2 separate regions of the Homo sapiens genome follow, and region 1 is linked to region 2. The links are chromatin loops, found by intact Hi-C in ENCODE. Cell type or tissue: Calu3. All regions are shown on one strand. Each heading gives the region's core, and the rest is flanking DNA. Links, peaks and the distances in the headings are about the cores only.

What was found. Peaks named below come from ENCODE experiments on the same cell type or tissue, not always from the same donor. Only the 100,000 strongest peaks of a DNase experiment are listed, where the experiment ranks them.
Region 1: it touches region 2 in a loop (2.4-fold over the local background); 2 of 110 quality-filtered maps call a loop at or near these places.

What each region holds. Positions count from the first base shown.
Region 1 is chr11:129,436,778-129,444,145 of GRCh38, forward strand. BARX2 (BARX homeobox 2) reads left to right here. Exons shown (of 4, transcript NM_003658.5): 2 at 1-274; 3 at 6,058-6,142. Among named protein-coding and RNA genes, the nearest start is that of BARX2, 65 kb to the left of the region's middle. RefSeq lists an enhancer at 3,883-4,407. In Calu3, for the core only: no CTCF peak of the experiment used is centred there; a DNase peak (open chromatin) is centred at 3,474.
Region 2 is chr11:129,693,094-129,700,461 of GRCh38, forward strand. No RefSeq gene overlaps it. Among named protein-coding and RNA genes, the nearest start is that of LINC01395, 80 kb to the left of the region's middle. In Calu3, for the core only: CTCF peaks have their summits at 1,674 (motif pointing right) and 3,189 (motif pointing left); DNase peaks (open chromatin) are centred at 1,718, 2,618 and 3,128.

The DNA of each region.
Region 1 (7,368 bases), core at 880-5,879, 260 kb before region 2:
TCCTCTCGGTGATCACCCGCCAGCCCACTGTCATCTCCCACCTGGTCCCTGCCACCCCGGGAATCGCCCAGGCACTGTCCTGCCACCAGGTCACCGAGGCGGTCTCTGCTGAGGCCCCAGGGGGCGAGGCCCTAGCCAGCAGCGAGTCAGAGACGGAACAGCCCACGCCCCGACAGAAGAAGCCCCGCCGGAGTCGCACCATCTTCACCGAGCTGCAGCTCATGGGCCTGGAGAAGAAATTCCAGAAGCAGAAGTATTTGTCAACCCCAGACAGGTGAGGACGCAGGGAAGGGACTCTCCGCAGTGAAGGCCCCTGGGAACGGGAGACTTGCTCCCATTGTGGGCCGTGGAGCCACAGCACTGGTACAGTGAGGCAGGACACTATGGCGGAGTCCACTCCTTGGCTCAAATCATCTCAACCTTGGTTAACAGAACCCAGCCCACATGAATCCACCACACGGTCCCTGGAGCCTGCCTGCGGCTAAACTTAACTCACCACTTTATCTCCATATTTGAACTTAACTATTTCAGTATCATAAACAAGGTCCAGTTTAGCAAATGGTTGCTCAGGCGGTCAGCTGGGAAACAGGCTTGGTTTTTAAGCCACTCACTCTTAGGATTGGAGGCAGCAGGACTAGATTTGGAATTGGGATTCATGATCTTCTCAATCTTCTCCACAGCCTCCAGCTGATTCCCCACTGACTCAGTTTGCTGGCCTGGCTATTGCTTGGGAAGGACTGGAGGGATCCAGTTGAGGAGGTCAGACATGTTAGTGAATTTGCTGGATGTCAAGTCAGAACCATTTGACTGAGACCCAGGAGGACCTGGCTGAGAGCCCCTTCTTTGAACCCCTCTGAGATCCATGTTGGGGAGGCTGTGACCCTTGCTTTCTTGGAGGCCTCAATGCCTCACCTCCTTTTCTTTAATTTACTATTTTAACTGAAACATATGCCAGAGTGTGTGTCTGGGCCGGGTATTGTGGCCCACACCTGTAATCTCAGCAGTTTGGGAGACTGAGGCAGTAGGATCGTTTGAGGCTAGGAGTTTGAGAGCAGCCTGGGCAACGTTGTGAGACCCCGTCTCTACAAAAATTAAAATATGAGCCAGGTGTGATGGCATGCACCTGTAGTCCCAGCCACTCAAGAGGCTAAGATGGGAGGATCACTTGAACCCAGGACTTTGAGACTGCAGTGAGGTATGATTGCATCAGATTGCATCGCTGCACTCTAGGCGAGACCCTGTCTCCTTAAAAAAAAAAAAAAAATAGCCGGGTGTGTTGGCTCACGCCTGTAATCCCAGCACTTTGGGAGGCCGAGGCAGGTGGATCACGAGGTCAGGAGTTCAGGACCAGCCTGGCCAAGATGGTGAAACCGCGTCTCTACTAAAAATACAAAAATTAGCTGGGTGTAGTGGCAGGTACTTGTAATCCCAGCTACTTGGGAGGCTGAGACAGAGAATTGCTTGAACCCAGGAGGTGGAGGTTGCAGTGAGCCAAAATCATGCCACTACACTCCAGCCTGGGCAACAGAGCGAGACTCAGTCTCAAAAAAAAAAAAAAAAAAAAAAGTGTGTATCTCAGTGTCTCATCTTGTTCTTTCAGACTGACTCTGGAGATGGCTGAGCTAATAATGTGTGATCCTATTTATTGGGGAGATTTCTCAGGTCCTTCTTCCTCTTCTTTTGCCTGCTGCCTTGGACATACCAGGTTGGACACCAGTCCTATCAAAAAGTAAAGGAAGGAACCTCAAATGAATCTCTTAAGCTGTGTAGTAGCTCTTTGATACAAATTTAAGTGACAGAGGAGTCTGCATATCACCGACTAAAAGGGAATTTAGCTTCTGATTCTGTTAATGAGGCACCGTCAGCTGTTTGGTAAGGGCCTTCTGGGTGCCACTGGGGCACTGTGGCAGGGATTACGGGTCCAGAAAGCAGTCGAGAGAGTCCTGTTGTGACAGAAAGGGATCATGGGGAAGGAACGACTACAGGAACAAAGACGCAGCAAGCCAGGCGCTGGTGCCTGTGCATTGCTGAGTGCAGTAGGAACACAGGATATTGCTGAGCGTGGGAGATGGGGTTAGGGGAGGCTTCTCAGAGGAGGTAACATTTAAGAAGAGCTTTGATTCCAGGAGGGACAGGAAGTCCCGCACTGAGGGGTTGGCACACACAAGGCAAAGAAGCGTGTCTCGCCGGGTATGTGGAGGAAACTGCAAGTAGCCAGGACATCTCCAGCTTAAGGTGTGAACAGGCAAATGGTGGACCTCGTATGCCTGGCTGAAATGTGAACTTGGTTGTTTAAGCAGTTGGCACTGCCTTTATGAGCTGGAGGTGACATGATCAGACTTACATTTTAGAACTGTCTCTCTGGTGGCACCATAAATGATGGATGAGAGAGGCCAGAGACGGAGCAGGGACCAGTTAGGAGAGAATCCAGTGATCATCACGAAGACTTGAATTAAAGGGTGGCAGTGGGAACAGAGAGGCAGGAATAGAGAGGAGGACAATTTTTTTTTTATTATTATACTTCAAGTTCTGGGATACATGTGCAGAACGTGCAGGTTTGTTACATAGGTATACACGTGCCATGGTGGTTTACTGCACCCATCAACCCATCATCTACATTAGGTATTTCTCCTAATGCCATCCCTCCCCTATCCTCCCCACCCCCAAACAGGCCCTGGTGTGTGAGGTTCCCCTCCCTGTGTCCATGTGTGAGAAGAGGACAATCTTGAAGAGAGAATTGGCAGAATCAACATTGCGGAAGGAAGCAAGAAGGGAGTTGAGAATTCTGTGGTTTCTGGACTGGGCCAGCAGGTGGATAGGGACGCCATGAACTGAAGTAGGAAGACAGAGGACAGAGTAGACTTAGGTGGGGAAAGGTTGAGTTCTGTTCTAGACCTGTGCATTTGGAGTGTCTTTGGGCAGATGATGGAGACAGGTCTGTGAACCGGAGGTTAGTAGATGGGCTCTCCAGGTATGACATGGCTGTTTCCACTTCCCTAGCATATAATTGAGAGCCTCATGAACTTGTGCACCCAGTGGAGTGGGCACCTTTGTCTATGGTAGCACGGTGGTATGTCAGACGGGCTTCAGCGTGCATGACTAACATATTAGGCTGATTTTTCAGAAGTCAGAGAATTTTTTTTTTCAGAAATATTAGTTCTTCTTAAACCTCCTGGGGCTCCCTGATACCTGCCCAGGCATCTCTCAGGTCACCTACACAGGATTGATTCACTTATCTGGGAGGACACCATTGGCTGGCATGGAAGCTGCCATCTTCACCTGCCCTCTCAGATGTTCCTCGCCTCCCTACGTGACCAGGGCCATGAGCACTCCCTCCTCCCACAGCTCTCACCCTCCTCCTCTGTGTTTGTTTCTCCAGTTTCCTAGGTGACCCCATTTAAGCGAATATGCAGGGAAGTGAGAATTTGTAACGGTGGCAGGTAATGAGAGAAAGCTGATGACAGTGAAGCATGTTTCTGTAGCCAGAGTGAGTCAGGGCTGCATTTTTCCCAAGTGAGCTAACACTGTTTGCTAATGCAGTTGCAGAGCTGTGAACTGAGCCTTCCATTGACTAATGCACCTGATGGCCTCAGGTGAACTGGGCTCGGGAAGGCACCGCCAGCCAGAACCATGGAGGACCCGTCTCCAGGGAGGCCTGGGAGACCAGAAGTCTGTGGGGTGGCCCCCTGGGTTCTTGGTTCTCAATGAGCGACTGCTTGGGAAGCAGTGCTTCATTTGTGGGAAGAGCCAAGTGCTGTTGGCACTGGGAATTTATTGGCTTTAGCCTGTTAATCACTTTCAATAAAACTGCCAGCTTCTAGTAGCTCTTCTACAGGGATGACCAGAGGGATGTGAGTACTGATTTAAGACCACTTCCAGGGTCCCCTGAAGGAAGACTCTGTGTATTATTGGGGCTTTAAATTATGCAGCCTGGTCAGAGCAGGGCAACTGGGCAGCTGCACCTGAGATCATCAGGGCCGGTCCCTGTGGGCCTCCCTGATAGTTAGATCTCCCCAGGTGGAGAGCTGCAGCTGAAAACCCACACCTGAGACTCCCCATGGAGCAGGCAAGTGAGACTGACTGTGGGCCCGAGATTCACAGACGGCAATCCTCAGAAACCTAGGGCCTTTCAAAAAGTGGGGGTTGCTGCCCAAGCTCTGTCAGGGGTGATTGTCCCAAGCTGCTGCATTCGAAGTCCACACTGCTTTGCTGAGCAGGGCTGGCGTGGCAGTGAGGCAGCTTATGTTGGCTTAAGGAGGTGGCTCTCCAGTTGGTGCTGAGGTAGACCTGGGGTTCTTATCCTATTAGGTCAATGGTTGTTGTCTCAAGGACTGATGTTGGAAGTCTGACTGCAGACTTCCCTTTCTCATTCTACTTGTCCCACCCGGTTGTTTGCTGCTTCCTGGGATGAAGCATCCCTGCGATCCCCTTTGACAGGTTCAACTTGTGCAGATATATTGTGAGTGGGTGTGAGCCCCAATGCAGGAGCTGGTGTACAGGTCAGACATCGTGGGTTTGAATCCTGCCCCACTTCTTAACTCTACGATCATCTGCCAGAGGTCGGTAAAGGTTTTCTGGGCAGAGCCAGACAGTAAATACTTTACATTTTGTGGGCCATATGGTCTGTGACAACTACCCAATTCTGATATTGTAGCACAGAAGTAATTTATTTTTATTTATTTATTTATTTTGACAATGTCTCACTCCATTGCCTAGGCTGCAGTGCCGTGGCGCCATCTCGGCTCACTGCAACCTCCGCCTCCCAGGTTCAAGCACTTCTCTTGCCTCAGCCTCCTTCGTAGCTGGGATTACAGGTACCTGCCACCACACCCAGTTAATTTTTGTATTTTTAGTAGAGATGGGGGTCTCACCATGTTGGCCAGGCTGGTCTCCAACTTCTGACCTCAGGTGATCCACCCGCCTCGGCCTCCCAAAGTGCTGGGATTACAGGCATGAGCCACTGTGCCTGGCCTGTTACAATAAAACTTTATTTACACAACCAGGTAGCAGACAGGATTTGGCCACAGTTGCTGAGAGAGTCTAATCTCTCCAAGCCTCAACTCTCTTATCTGTAAAATGGGAACAATTACACTGCTTCACTGCGTTGTGAATGGGATAGATAAGACAGCATGTCAGGGGCTTAGCATGTACCCTGGGATGCCGTGGTGCTCAGGAAATGGTGGGTGTGTTAGATTTAGCCCCAGAAATGGCTTTGACTTTTAGGACTTTTCAGAAGACTACAGAGAAGTACAGCACCATGATTAGCAGTAGAATGGAAAACAGGAAGGGCTGTGGATTTAATGTTTCTTTTGGAATCTTTATAATATTTATTTATTTATAACATTTTAATTGTTATAACAATTTAGGACAGCTACAGCGATTGAATCAATCCATTAAGAAGTATTTTTTGAGCACCGGTTCTGGATTTAGCAGTGTGATGGGCACTTTCATGGGTAGAAAAGAAGTGGAAGGTATACGCTGCCCTGGCTACTGAGTTAGGGAGGCAGAAATAACACAGTTGGAGTGATCAGAGAACAGCAGGAAACGTGGGACCATCTGGGTGACTGCTGGCCTGTGGGAGGGTGCAGAGGAGACGAGCTGTGGGAGCCAGGAGAATCACCTGCCGGAGGTGGGACCGGGGCTGGGTCTGGAATGATGAGTGGATTCCCATCAGCAACATCTGGCTTTGCCTTTTGTTTCCAGTCTGGACGATGGGCCAGAGGGTCAGAGTGAATGCTCTTGTCAAGCCAGGAAAAGGACTGTGTGATGAGAAGCCCCAGGCATCCTTCTCAGGTCCCTTGCAGACCGTGAATGTTTCAGGATGGGGACTGGCCCAGGTGTCCTCAGGCATGGGCATCTGTTTCTCAGCTTCCCAGAGTTTCCTCTGTTGGATTCTTGGAAGGAAAGAAAAGCGCTTTGGGGAAGACCTCGTTTAATGGGGGAGGTCCGAGCCTTGGTAGCCAGTGCTGGAGCCTGTCTGGAGCCTGCCAGCAGGATCCCATCTCTCCTGCTGCCTCCCATTCTGCTCACCTTTCCTTTGTATCTTGTGCCTTCTAGGTTGGACTTGGCTCAGTCTCTGGGACTCACTCAGCTGCAGGTGAAGACCTGGTATCAGAATCGCAGGATGAAATGGAAGAAAATGGTAAGAAAGGAGTGACTAACCATGATCCCTTCCTGATGGGAAGGACTTTTACTCCAGGGCTGTTGGGAGGGAGGCCGGACCATTTGGCAGTTTGGGCTGCAGAGATTGGAAGGCCTTCTATGCTGCTGGCTTGCGGGGAAGCTGTTGGATCTGTAGGTTGAGCTATTCCTCTTGACCTGGAGTTCCTAAACAGAGGGATATTCTTTTTCTGTTTCCTTAGAAATCAAAGGAAAAAAAGCTTACAGGCTTTTAACTTGCTAGTTTTATTATTATACTTAAGTTCTAGGGTACATGTGCAGAACATGCAGTTTTGTTACTTAGGTATACATTTGCCATGGTGGTTTGCTGCACCCATCAACCCGTCATCTACATTAGGTATTTCTCCTAACTTGCTAGTTTTAACCCTACCTGCTAGCCTTTTCAAACAACTTCCTTCTTCCTCCCACCAAGAGCTAAAAATAGAAGTCAGTACTCTTTGTTTATAATGACGTAGAGGATGCATCTGTTCTTTTGGCTGTGCGTCCTCTAACGCAGTGATCCTCAAACTTTGGTGGGCATTAGCGTCCCCTGGGTAGCAGGTTAAATGCAGAACTCTAGGCCCCCTCCCAGGATTCTGGTCCCAGAGGTCTGGGCCAAGGCTGGGAATGTGCGTGTTAACAAGAGCCCTGGTTATTCTGAAGTGCCTGGTATGATGACCACAGTTTCCATCATCCTGCTCTAGTGCCTAGCTAATGAATATTTCCATCTTTGATTTTTAAGTATTAGAATAGATACATCCCTACGTTGTGAGGAACTCAATTTCATTATCATTTATTCTTTTCACTAAAAAGGGCACTATTAAATCAAAATTTTCCAAAGTAGTTGAGTGTTTCCTTTCTCAGCTTTGTAAACCACTGAGACAAGGTCAAAGCCCAGAGCAAAAGAAAACGAGGAGGGGTGGCGATAAGGGAAGAAGCCCTGCTGTTCTCTGGAGCCCAGGTGCCACCATGCCACCTGCCATAGGCTTCTTACCCCCTCACCAAACGTTAGTGGCTCTTTCTCCTCTCGTCCATGCCATGCCTTCATGATGACATTCTAATTTGCTAACCTGTCTGGTCACAGGCCCTATGTCTTGGTGTTTCAGGGCTAAAATATGATGTTTTTCACAATAATCAAATAACTACGGGGTTCTGCCAACCCCAGTTTTCAGGAAAAAAAAAAAGTCAGTGGATAGATGTTTTCTCAAT
Region 2 (7,368 bases), core at 953-5,952:
GTTTTGAATTTTAGGAAACTGACGCGCAGAAAATGCAAGGGACTTGCCTGGAGTCACACGGCTAGAGGGGATAAGGCCAAAGATTCAACTCCATGCTCTTTCTAACACACCAGGCTCCCAATAAGCACTTATTACAAGAATGAATGATCCAAGGCACAAGGACTGAAGCAGAGAATGGGTATGTTTTAAGGGAGAAGAGGGATAAAAGAAAGGTCACGGCCAGGTGCAGTGGCTCACGCCTGTAATCCCAGCACTTTGGGAGGCCGAGGCAGGTAGATCACAAGGTCAGGTGATCGAGACCATCCTGGCCAACATGGTGAAACCCCGTCTCTACTAAAAGTACAAAACAAAAATTAGCTGGGCGTGGGGGCGCATGCCTGTAGCCCCAGCTACTCAGGAGGCTGAGGCAGGAGAATCTCTTGAACCCAGGAGGCGGAGGTTGCAGTGAGACGAGATCACGCCACTGCACTACACAGCCTGGCAACAGAGCGAGACTCCACTGAAAGAAAGAGAGAAAGAAAGAAAGAGAAAGAAAGAGGGAAGGGAAGGGGAAGAGGGAAGGGAAGGGGGAGGGGAAAGGGAAGGGAAGGGGAAGGAAAGGGGAAGGGGAAGGGGAAGAGGAAGGGGAAGGGGAAGGGAAGAGAAAGAAAGTTCACAGTGTAAGGCCAGGCGCGGTGGCTCACGCCTGTAATCCCAGCACTTTCGGAGGCCAAGGCAGGTGGATCACGAGGTCAGGAGATCGAGACCATCCTGGCTAACACGGTGAAATCCCGTCTCCACTAAAAATATAAAAAAATTAGCCGGGTGTGGTGGGGGGCGCCTGTAGTCCCAGCTTCTCGAGAGGCTGAGGCAGGAGAATGGCGTGAACCCGGGAGGCGGAGCTTGCAGTGAGCCGAGGTTGCGCCACTGCACTCCAGCCTGGGCAACAGAGCAAGACTCCGTCTCCAAAAAAAAAAAAAAAAAAAAAAAAAACTTCACAGCATGGAGAGCAGGCCCACTTGGGACACAGAATGGGCATGTGTCAAGGGCCCTGGGAGGAGGTGCTGGAAAGGGACAGTGGAGAAAAGGGGGGGACAGCCGATCAGTCCCCTGGGCCATTCTGCTTGCCTCCTCACTAAGAATAGTAGCATCTCCCCTCGCTCCCACTGCTTTCTGTGGCTCTCAAAATGCTTTCGCATGCATTTTCTCACTACAGCCTCAGAACAATCTTTAGGAGTAGTGTTATCTTCCCCATTTCACAGATGAGAAAGCTGAGACTCAGGGAGGCCACATAACTCGCCCAAGAACACATAGCCAATTAGTGGCAGGTATGGGGCTCCATTTAAGTATATGACCCCGCTCTGGTTCAGTATTCTTATCCCCACCCCAAATAAAGAGAATCACACGACCTTATTGTGATAATAAATAGCAACTGTAGTCAGAGGGAGAGAGGCCCAGGGAGGAACAATAATCTAACTAAGACGCTTGACATTGGAAACTCCTGGAGGGCAGGGCAGAGATCATGCAGGAGATTTAACAGCACCCAGCACAGCTGCCCACGCGGAGGTGCGTCTATGCTGAGCTGCCACAGCAAGGCTGCAGTGCCTGGCCCGGAGCTTGGTCACGCTGACCTCCACGGCAGGAACTGAGAGCAGCATCTACTCCCAATCCTGCATAAGAGGTCATAGAAACACCCTACAGCCCAGGGGGGAGCCAGTCCCGGCCAGGAGGTGGCGTCACAGTTCAGAGAGGTGCCAAGTGAGCAGAAAACAGCTCCTGGTCTCTGTAGCTGAGAGAGACAGAGCTGGACATCCTGGCCCGATGGAGCTCTGGGTGTTGTTCCCACAACAGCAACAGCACAGAGCGCTGAACACACACCCCACAGTTCACTGTCCGTGGCCAGGAGGCCATTCAAAACGTGATTGCTGGTTGTCAACTCCAAGAACTAACAGGAGTGAAAACTCACACACACACACCCCCAAGAATGCAGGCTCTGCCTGGCACGCAGGGAAGTCTGCCCTCGTGCCTGGGGTTCCTTCCTCTGTGGGCATCCCATCTTCAGAGCCTTGGCTCTCCCTTCCCCTGAGGGATTACTCACCACTTCCCTAACACTGCCGGGCTGCCCTGCTTTGCTGCCATGGAGTCCAGTCATCAGGCAGATTCATTCACATCTACGCGCCTGAGTGGTACTGGCCACCACGTAACGGAGTGGACATCAAACAGAGAAGTGGGCAACCTGGAATTGGGTGCCAGTCCTCGAGTCCCTCATCAGCCAAAAGAAAATCATCTCATGAATGCCTACCCTCCAGAAGTGTCACGGGGAGACCATCAGGTGTGTACCAGAAGCACTTCCTACGCTGCAAAGCAGCAAAGAAAGGCAGCCTCTATAGCGGTTTGTAAAGAGTGCCTTGCAGAGAGGACACAGCCTGGCTGATGAGTTTCCAGCAGCAGAGCTTTAGGTATGATTGAATCTTGGAGAGGAAGAGACTTTGGTTCTGTTGAGCCTGCTCCATGTTTCTCAAAGCACACACCACCCACTCTGCCAACAGGTAAAGCTTCGGATGGAACCTGCTGTGTTCTGTCCTCTTCCAGCTGAGCCAGGCCCGCGGGCCCCCTCCAGGAGCTCCGGGCAAGCAGCCCCTCATGGCCCGTGGTGGAACTGCACCCTCAGCACTGGAGAGGGCGGTCGCAGGAGCCTGCGAGGAAGGTGGGGTCTCAGTGCTTTCGCACAGGGCGAGTGGAGCTGGAAATGCAGCCCCCAGTAGTTTCAGTTATTCCATGTATGGCTTTTCTCTCTCACCTTGCACCTTTAGACCCTAATTTCCTGTGAGCAATGTGCTGGGAAAACTGGCAGCAGCTCTCTGGCAACCCTGGGGGAAAGAAGCGAAGTGGGGTAGAAGCGGAAGCCAGGGGCAGAGGCTGGGTCGGTCCAGCCAGCCCGCGAGGGCTCCCACGCAGCAGAGGTTCCACTGAGAGGAAGCCGGGGCTGGCCCGGCCGGGAGACTCCCTCCACGCCCCGTGTGTGGAGTGCCCGGGCACCCTATACCCTCAAGGTGGCCTTGACCTCTGGAGACAGGTGTTGGCTCCTTGAGTCACCAACAGCAGGGACCAGACCGGGAGGTGTTTCTGGGCGGGAAGGGCTGGGCCAGGCCAGGCTCCAGCAGGCCCCCTTGTGGTCAGAGGGGTTGCCTGCAGGATGATCGGCTTGGGAACCAAGGCAGCCACTCCCCACATGGGAGTTGGACCCAGGCTTGAAGGACACATTGTCACATCGATTCACTCTCCTGGGAGGCCTCCTTGTCACACAAGATGTCCTGGCCCCGGTGTTTTTCTTCACCATATTTCTCCCAACTGTAATTGTGTAGTTCCTGGGGCGCTTATCTCTCAACGTCCATCTCTGTGAAAAAAGCCGTGACCCTCCAGGATAAGGTCTGTGCGTGAGACCCCCTGTGTGGAAAGGACGTATGAAAGTCTCAGGACTCTACCTAAGAGCCAGGACCCGGCTCAGGTCGCAGCTCCACTGCACCAATGCCCCTCAGCCCCAGGAGAGACTGAGATCTCTGTAAACAGCAGAGATCAGCAATACAGGCCTTGCCCTGCTGAAACTTCCCTCTGAAAGGAAGGATAATGCTTTCAGCCAAGTGCCTGCCCAGAGCTCTGCAGGTGTGTGGCATGGAGGGCCTGGTGCCCCAGGAGGAGCTCAGCCTCCTGCCCCACCAGAATGGCCCGGGGCTCCCCAGGCTCCCTGCGATCCTGGCTCTCGTCACACCACTCTCCAATCCCACATTTGGTCCTCTGTCATGTCCATGAGGCTGTGGGTGCACCCTGTCATTGTTTGTATCCCCTGGCGATTAACACAGTCCAGGCAGAGAATCAAGTCAACAAGAATGAAGGAGAAAGTGGATCAATGAATGTTGGGCCCTATTTAGGGGCTGAGGACACAGAGATAAATAAAATTCTATCTCTGCCCATGCAGGGTTCAAAGTCAAATTGGGGGACACAAAGTAATAATCACAGTACAGTGAAATTCATGTGTAGAGTGAAAGTCATGTTTAAGGAAGCTTTATTAGGGCACATGACAAAATATCCATGACTATGTTTTAGCTGGTCAGGGAAGGCTCCTTGGAGGAGGTGACTTGGAACAGTCTTAGAGGAAAGTAAAAATTCCAGGCAGGGATGAACAGGGCTCCCAGGCAGGGCACCTCATGTGAAGAGGTACAAGAAGCCAGAGTGGAAATGTGCAGAGCTTACTGTGGGGACCTAAGGGTGGCACGTACACCGTTGGAGCCAGCGCAGGAGCTGGCCTGGGGTGCCAGAAGGGATGGAAGAAAGGTTCCCAAGGGGGTTGGAATATCAAGCAAGGGATAAGTTGTGGGGTGGCGAAAGGATTGTAAGCAGAATGCTTGACTCCCCAGGGGTTTTTTTCCAACAGGATTCTCTGACGGCATTATAGAGAGAGGAGAGGAGGGGAAGAGCCTCAGTCAGGAGGCTCTGTGGGATGCTGTTGCCTTGGTCCAAGCAAGAGACAAGGCAGGCCCTGAGCAGGATGTGGCGGGGGGCTGGAGTGGGAGGACGGATTTCAGAGATATTTAGGAGAAAGAACTTGGGGCGCAAAGGAGAGGTGGGGAGAAAAGAGGGTGAAGGAGAAATAAGGTAAAGGGGAACAGAAGCCAAGCATCAGCTTCTCCTGCCTCTTCTTCTGCAATCCTCACTCCCCAAGCACGGACCAGCCAAGGACAAAGACCCAGCTCACTGGTCAGCCTACACATGTCTCAGCTATTCTTCTCATGAAAGAGGATGTTTTAGAAACCCTGACCTGAGCTGGGTGGTCTTATTTGTAACAATATTGTAGATGGCACATAGAGGCACTTGGATAAATACTGAATGAGGCCGGGTGCAATGGCTTACGCCTGTAATCCCAGCACTTTGGGAGGCTGAGGAGAGCAGATCACTTGAAGCCAGGAGTTCGAGACCAGACTGGCCAACATGGAGAAACCCCATCTCTACCAAAAATACAAAAAAATTAGCCAGGCATGGTCGTGCATGCTTGTAATCCCAGCTACTTGGGAGGCTGAGGCAGGAGAATCACTTGAACCCAGGAGGCGGAGGTTGCAGTGAGCCGAGATTGTGCCACTGTACTCCAGCCTGGAAGACAAGAGTGAAACTCCATCTCAAAAAAAAAATAAATACTGAATGCATGATTTAGCAAGTGAATGAGTGAGTGCATGAATGAATAAATGAATTCTTCACAACTTATCCCAGGACAGACTGACTAGCAGGTTTATCCTTGCTCAAAAGAGGAACCCCCAGGTTCCTCCCTGCTGCTGCTTTGAGTCCACGTGCCCAGGGCTTGCTGGCTGCCCAGGCTCAGCTGAGACTCACAGTTGTTTGTCTAAATCTTCCTCTTTTGGAGGTCAGAACTGCAGACCTGGGAAGGGGATTGAACTCCAGAGCCTGCTTTTTCTGTGCAGGGGCTAGAAAGATTGAAAGATACAAAGATGGAAACCTCTGGATTTCTCACCAGTTGGTTGACTACCCTGAAAGAGACTGTCAAAGTTATGCCTCCTTTCCAAATGATCTCACCCACTGCCAGGAGATGATCTGCGTGACCTACAAGCAAAGGCAGATAGCAACCAAGAGCTGAAATTAAAGTAGTGGAAAGATTAATTTCCCCATACAGGGCACTTCCCCACCCCCCAACCCTGCTTTTTGTTTTTTCGTTTTTTTGGGTTTTTTTTTTTGCACAGGCAGCAATTCAATAAATAATTAATGCTTGCTAATCTTTTAGCTATTTCTCCTGTTGTAAAAAATTAATTGGTCTTCAATCATCTATTGCATTGTAATATGGAGGTATTTGGCCCTAGTCCACCACCCTGCTGAAACACGCCCCTCCTGATGTTCCTTGGCATATGTCAGTGACACTGGGCAGTCATGCCCAGCCTCCAGGTTCAGGACATGAATGGGAGTGCACAGCCATGTGGCAGACAACTCCAGGGAGCTTCACACAAGCACTGCCTCTTTCTTCCAGCACGTTTGAGGAGTTTGCAAATGCTCATTCTCACAACACCTCCTCCCTAGTTGCTGAGACTCCTATTTTGCAAAAGAGGTTGAACAAGATTAATGATGGGGTGGAGAAGCAGCACCATCTCTCTCCAGGCCTCTGACTAGGGACATCACATGTCCTGGGATCTCTTTCTGGCTTTTGCCACTGAACTTGTGCCTCAGTTTGCCTAAGCAGGACTATCAGATCCACAGGAAGCAAAATGGGGAGGGGCGGTGGGGGAGGGAAGATTTCCAGATGTCTTGGTTCCTGCAGCCTCAACTACGACATTTTACCTCTTTGAAATCACAACTCAATCATACCACCTCCTCCAGGAAGCTTCCTAGATTAAACCAGCCTGGTTATCCCCACCCCAGTGCCTGACTTGCCCTCCCTATTCAGTGCCCTTTAGAGATTATTCTAATGACAAAGTTCAGTGGATGACTAGTTTGCCTACTATTGTTTTCTCATATTAAAATTTAAGCCATGTAGGGTGGTAATCATGTTTGCTCTTCAGTAAATATTCCAAGAACTTGTGTGGCTGCAAAAAGTCTTACAGAAGGGAGGAGAGGGGGTTGTCAGCAGGAGCAGCCCAGGAGACGCTCATGAGAATACGCAAGGGTCTGCACCAGTCAGCACTTGGAATTGTCCCTCCTGGGAGAGCCATGTAGCTAGCCGGTAGGTTCAGAGGACAAGCACCATCAGGGGCTCATGTCTGAGTCCCGCCCGGCTCCTTCTGCCACTTCTGAGTGGCATCACTTAATCTCTTCCAGCCTCAGGATCTCATCTGAAAAAATGTCTCCCTCATAAGGTTGTTGTAGGGATTACGTAAGATGGTGAATGTAGACAACGATTGCAAACTGGGGAGCACGAGGTCGATATGAGCACTGATTGCTGCCCCGCTACATGGTCCTCTTGCTCTGCAACCATCTTCAGAGGCACCATCCTGTGCCTACCTTGGAAACAGCCTGAATTCCAATTCCCTGACTTGCATCCCTCCCTCTGGCCTCTTAAGGTAGTTTGAGGATAGCATTCTACAATGTCAGAGCTAGGACAGATCCTTAATGGTCACTTTGCAGGTAGAAAAACAGGTCCAAAGACCAATGCAACTGACGTGGGCTTGCACAACTGCATTGGGCAGCTCAGTCCCAACCCCACGACGCCTGACTGCCCACAAGGGCGCTCCTTACTAATAGAGTTTTGATTGGGTACTTCCTTGAGCCAGGTTCTCTGCTGAGCACCTAACATGGGTTACCTAATTTAATCCTCACACAACTCTGTGGGGTCAATACAGTGGTCATCTTCATTGTTTAGACAACATAACTGAAGCACTGAGAAGGTCACACAAC